Regions from separate parts of the Homo sapiens genome. Here region 1 is linked to region 2. Evidence: chromatin loops called from intact Hi-C (ENCODE). Cell type or tissue: heart left ventricle. All regions are shown on one strand. Links, peaks and the distances in the headings refer to the core of each region. The heading gives the core; the rest is flanking DNA. Region 1 holds the start of ACSM3 (acyl-CoA synthetase medium chain family member 3). Region 2 overlaps REXO5 (RNA exonuclease 5).

The links. Hi-C counts contacts between places; a loop is a spot of excess contacts. Peaks named below come from ENCODE experiments on the same cell type or tissue, not always from the same donor. Only the 100,000 strongest peaks of a DNase experiment are listed, where the experiment ranks them.
Region 1: a loop joins it to region 2, with 5 times the contacts of the local background. A loop is called at or near these places in 2 of 110 quality-filtered maps.

What each region holds. Positions count from the first base shown.
Region 1 is chr16:20,763,492-20,766,409 of GRCh38, forward strand. ACSM3 (acyl-CoA synthetase medium chain family member 3) reads left to right here and starts at 523. Exons shown (of 14, transcript NM_005622.4): 1 at 523-634. RefSeq lists an enhancer at 660-789. In heart left ventricle, for the core only: no CTCF peak of the experiment used is centred there; no DNase peak of the experiment used is centred there; H3K4me3 peaks cover 455 bases.
Region 2 is chr16:20,823,456-20,826,373 of GRCh38, forward strand. It overlaps REXO5 (RNA exonuclease 5), which reads left to right. Exons shown (of 20, transcript NM_030941.3): 7 at 984-1,072; 8 at 2,378-2,493. Among named protein-coding and RNA genes, the nearest start is that of REXO5, 18 kb to the left of the region's middle. In heart left ventricle, for the core only: no CTCF peak of the experiment used is centred there; no DNase peak of the experiment used is centred there.

The DNA.
Region 1 (2,918 bases), core at 175-2,674, 60 kb before region 2:
CTGTGGATCAGAGGACCCTGTGCCAGATCATACAACTCCTTGCAGTTCATGTAAGGACTCGGATTTTACCTGGAGTGGAAAAAGAAGCACTGAAAGATTTGAGCAGGGGAGTAACCTGATAGCGTTTATGTTTAGTCCTGCCACTTCGACAGATAAACGCACCAATGGGCTTGATGAGATTTAGGCCAACCCATAACCGCCCCTCAACTTCTTTCCTTTCAATTTCAAAACTCCTCTATGGCTTCCTCCATCTGTTCTTCCTTCTGAGAAGTGCTCTCTCTGCCCCTTTACAGAACTAACCACTTCGGCAACTCCTTGGACACTTTCCTTCTTGTTAATAATTTGCTTTCTCCGCCCCTCAAAAGCTTGCTGTTTCTGTAAATCATTACCTGTAAGAGGAACCGCTGGGAGTCCTGTAAACTTTAGCCCAGAGCTTGGCTCCTCCTCCAGAATGTCTCCACCAATCAAGGAAAGTGTTTTGGGCCAGTCTTGCTCCTCCGGATTGTCAGACTGCTCCTCCCTCTTCTTTAGACTGCCACGAGGAAAAAGCAGATGTGAGAACTCAAGGTTCAGGGCTGCTCTTCTAAGAAACAAGTCTGCCATAATCTCCATCTGTGTTGGAATCTGTTAACTAGTGAGTACCTCATCTCCCCTCCTGTGTAAGATTTCCTGAACTGGCACATCTGTTTTTTGAGCAAAGATAACAAACAGATGAACAAAACCAACAATCAAAAATGCTGTCATTAAAGTCTTGGGCAGCCAAAGTTTCTCTCAGAATTTCTCAGTTGTGTGATACTATCTATTAAGTGATGAGGAGTATGCACACACAAAAGGCTATAAATGTAGCAGCTGAGTTTTCATGTTGAGCCTTTTGGTGCTATTTGATTTTTTGAAAAACTATGTACATGTATTAAGTTGATAAATTTTTTTTTTAATTTTAATTGAACCAGATGCGGTGGCTCAAGCCTGTAATCCCACCACTTTAGGAGGCTATGGTGGGCAGATGCAGATCACTTGAGGCCAGGAGTTCGAGACCAGCTTGGCCAACATGGTGAAACCCTATCTCTACTGAAAATAAAAAATTAGCCAGGTGTGGTGGCAGGTGCCTGTAACCCCAGCTACTTGGGAGCCTGAGGCAGTAGAGTCACTTGAACCTGGGAGGTGGAGTTTGCAGTAAGCTGAGATTGCATCACTGCACTCCAGCCTGGGTGACAGAACAAGACTCCATCTCAAAAAAAAGACCAGGTAGTGGCTGAGATTTTCATTGTACTGTCTGCTTAGCTCCCCACCTTGCTCAGTGACAGATGGGAATCCATCTTCTGCATCATCCAGAAAGTATGTAAATTACTTCCAGGAAACTTTGGGAAACACAGATGCAAACCTAAGAGCAGCCAGTTTTCTCCTTTAGGTGGTCAAGGGCAGCTGCAAAAGTTCTGTATAGGAGGGGCTTCAGGCAGGGTCTGGTTGGGTTTGGAGACAACAGCAGTGAATTTACCTTGCGTTGAGGCTGTATATGTTAAACTACTGTTATTACTTGGATACTTAGAGGGAGGGATGTTTAGGGAGCTGTGGGGAGGCTAAAGCCCCCTTGGCTGTAGGGACAAAGAGCTTGCATTTCAGATGAGACCTTAAATACTTTCAGAAGCCTATCTGACCAGGGGTGGTACTGTCTTTCTTAGAAGAGTTTTCCTTACCAATGTTTCTGTGGCTCAGTATAAAAATCTGGAGTCACCCTGGGAAAGTTATCTCAGCAATTTTACCTACAAATAATTTTATAAACCTGGGAAATAGAAGTTGTAAAATGCTAAGATCGATGAAAAGGGAGGAAAAGAACTTTGTTGAGGAGAAGGTAATCTTATGGTTTTGATGAAGAGGATGTCGATATTTGCTTTTTGGTAGAACAGAATGGTTAGGTTCATTTTAAGCTCCAAATGACTGATCAATTTTCTTTTCAACATACGTTTGAAGGATTCTGAATGTGGTGTAGAGTATTGTATGGGAGCTAGGGAACAAATCATACTAAACTCTGATTCTATTCAGAATCAGCAAGCTAAGTATGATATATTTATCTCCAATCATATTAATATTTACATAATTATTTAATGTCTTCCTTAATAGTCTATAAGCTTCATGGGAGCAAGACCAGCCGTGTCTTGTTCACAGCTATATTTTCAGCATTTAGTACAGGTCTGGCATATACCAAGTGTTCAATAAATACACGGGTAATGAATAAATGCGTTGTCCAATTTAAATATGTGTGTCTGTTTGTGTATACTTCCTTGTCTGTAAAATGAAAATACTAATAAATAACTGCAAAATGCTTAACAGTACAACCACTTGCCAGATCTCAGCAAAAATGTTACGTCCCTAGAGAGACCTCCTAAAAGGTCCCTTTTCTCCCATTACTCTCTTTGTTTTCTTGCGTAACATCACATTTATTTATTCCCTTGTTTACTATATGTGTCTTTCTATGAGAGCAAGGAGGACCTTGTCTCTTGCATTCCCTCCTGTATCCTCTATGTCTGAAATAATTCATGGCAAGTGATTAATAATTGTTGAATAAATAAATGAATCATGCCAACCTACCAAGAATGAAGCTCAAGACCTTAAGATATTTGTCCAAATTCCTGCCTTTTATTTAATAGAATCAGAAATTGTTTCTAATACTTCACAACCACTTAAAAATACTATTCATTTTTACATCCAAGTAATGAAAGAATCAGGACGTTCCTTTTGGAAGACATAGTTTCAACATTTTATCTAAATTGCAAAATTATACAAAAACTCAAGTGACCATTGATAGGGGACCGGTTTAAGAAATGACAGTGCAGTTCTTCACTAGAATGTCATACAACTGTTAAAAGAAAAAAATCAGAACAGGGCTGAGTGTGGTGGCTCCCACCTGTAATCCTAGTGCT
Region 2 (2,918 bases), core at 153-2,652:
TGAGGTTGCACTACTGTCACATGAGCACGTAGTAAGGGCAGTACTGCTAACACCTATAAAACACCACTGATAATATAGATAAGGTAGGCAGCAAATATAGTGTCTGTGAGATTTGAGGCTGCCTTTCTTCTCTGGGATAGACCATCTTTTGATTCTTTTCATTGCGATTAGTTGGAAATTTCACAGTACCGGGAATCAGAAATTGGTCAAAGGTTTGCATAGCCCCCTTTGTTCCGTGTCAAACAAGATTTAGATGTTACCTTTACTGCTCCAGCCTCTGCCTGAAGGTAGAAATCTTCAACAATTCAGATGCTTTTGGGTTTTTGAGCTAAATATGCATGGTTATGGACTCAGGGTTCACAAATAGAGGGAGTACCTTAAATCTATAGCTGAGCCTCTGTAGGAAATATGTGATTCCAGAAAATGCAGGCAAGGCTCTGAATAGGTGTTTCAGAGGAATCTCACAGGTTGAGTTGGGTGGAGGGACACATATGGTGAATGTTACTTAAACTTTCTTCCTACTATGAAATCCTTTTAGATCTCCATTATGGTGGAATCTCATTCCTATTTTCTCTTCCTGTATTTAGGAAAGAAAGATGCCACATACAGTTATTTGCATACTTTATTCATTCTTTCTTAGTGCTGACATGGAAAGCGCCTAATGACTTTGGGTTTAGCCATGATTTAGTTATCTCTTTTCTCATGAGGAGGAAAAATTGTTACTTGGTAACTGCCAGGAAGTTCAAGCCCCAGAATCTCCTCCTAACAGCAAGCCTACATTATTCTTTCAATATAAAAATGAGTAGATGGAGAAAAACTTGAGGACAGAGATTGTATCTTATTTAGTCATTGTATTTCAAGTGTCTAACATACCAACATATCTGACTAAAATATCTAGTATTGTAGTTTTACCTGCTTGAATCTAAGAGTGATGTTTACCATCTCTATTCTAAAGGCAAACATTTTCTTCCTTTTTCTCCTAGGTTTTCCTGATTGTGAAAACTTTTTACTTACCAAATGTAATGGTTCTATAGCAGACAATAGTCCTCTCTTTGGACTTGACTGTGAAATGGCACGTACTACTTTTAATTTTTCAATTGGAGTGTTGCAAGCTGAGGTCTAGTAGAAAATGATTTCTTGAGTCTAATGCACTAATGAACGAATACATTCATTTTTAGTATTCTGTTTTAATAGCTGAAAGTAGGTCCTTTTACTCACACTTTAGAAAACTTAGATCTGTATTCCAGGATAAAGAATAAATATCACATAAGTGGCTGGGTGCCGTGGCTCACACCTGTAATCCCAGCACTTTGGGAGGCTGAGGCGGGTGGATCATGAGGTCAGGAGATCAAGACCATCCTGGCCAACATGGTGAAACCCCATCTCTACTAAAAATACAAAAAATTAGCTGGGCATGGCAGCATGCACCTGTAGTCCCAGGTACTCGGGAGGCTGAGGCAGGAGAATCGCTTGAACCCAGTAGGCAGAGGTTGCAGTGAGCTGAGATAGCGCCACTGCACTCCAGCCTGGCGACAGAGTGAGACTCGATCTCAAAAAAAAAAAATCACGTTTTCCAACTAGTTACTATGTTTAATCAGGTCTTTGCATGTTGCTAGAAGTTGATTCCTTGTGTTTGAAGAAGTATTTTGTTGTTGCTGCCATGAGGACTTTGCCTTAATTGTTGGTTTGGCTTAGTTTTACACCTTGAAGATCAGAAATAGGATTTCCCTGCTTAAGTTCCCCTCGTGCTTTGCTTTATCTAATTGTAGTAAGCCTCTTTTCAAAGACAGTGCATCCCCTCTCAGTACTCAGGAAACAGTTTCTCAATTCTTAATAGAGTAACTAAGACCTAAAATTTGAGAATCTGACATATCAGGGTGTATATCCTGTCCTTGCCTGTTAGTGGCTATGTCGCCTTAGACAAATACCCCTAACCTATCAGCCTCGGCTTCTCCCTCTGTGAAGTGGGGGTAATAATAAAGCCTACCTCAAAAGGTAATTATGAGAGTGGCATATATAAAATTCTTAGTACAGCACTAGCTGATAATAGAATGGGCTTCATAAAAATTACCTATTAGTGGTATTTAGCATAATACTGGATATAGTACACACTCCATAAATGGTAGATACAATTATTAATATTATTTGCATTCATCTTCTTTGTGCAGACTACACTGTGTTGATCCTCTTAAGTGTAACATTCAGCAGCCTGCCCAGCTTTAATTTCACTCACACTAGATCCTCTAGAAAGCAAGTTTGTGCCATTGCTGCAGGGACCCTGGTAGATTACAGTAGATGGCAGTTGACATAGTGTAAATAGTAAGAAGAAGCAATAACTTCCACAGTTCAGCAGCCTGACTACATGTTGGTCTTTCAGTGCCTCACATCCAAGGGGAGAGAGCTAACACGCATCTCACTGGTTGCTGAAGGAGGCTGCTGTGTTATGGATGAACTGGTCAAACCTGAAAACAAGATTCTGGACTACCTCACCAGGTATTTTTCACCTTGCCTGCAGCTCTTCTAAGAGCTATCGGGCTAGAATGGAATAATACTTAAGAATGGCCCACAGCTTCAGTTTAGTTAGGTTTTATCTACTTAAATATTATCAAAGGTTAGGGCATCACATAGGTATATTTTAATGCTGAAATTGCACAATGTCAGTGTATAATGCTCTTGCCCTTCTTGATCTTCAATCTTCTTGTGACCTTAAGTCAGCAGAATATTATCTTCCTTGTTCCAGAATCTCCCAATTATAATCATTATCTACAACTGCCAAACAGCTAGAGCTTTGCTTTCTGATAAGACCTCATCTGAAAATCTGCAAGTCATCATTTGGCAGTCAAGTGATGTTAGAGCTTAATCTGCCTTGACCCCCAAAACACAAACAAATATTTTTCATAACAGAAATTTGAAGCTGA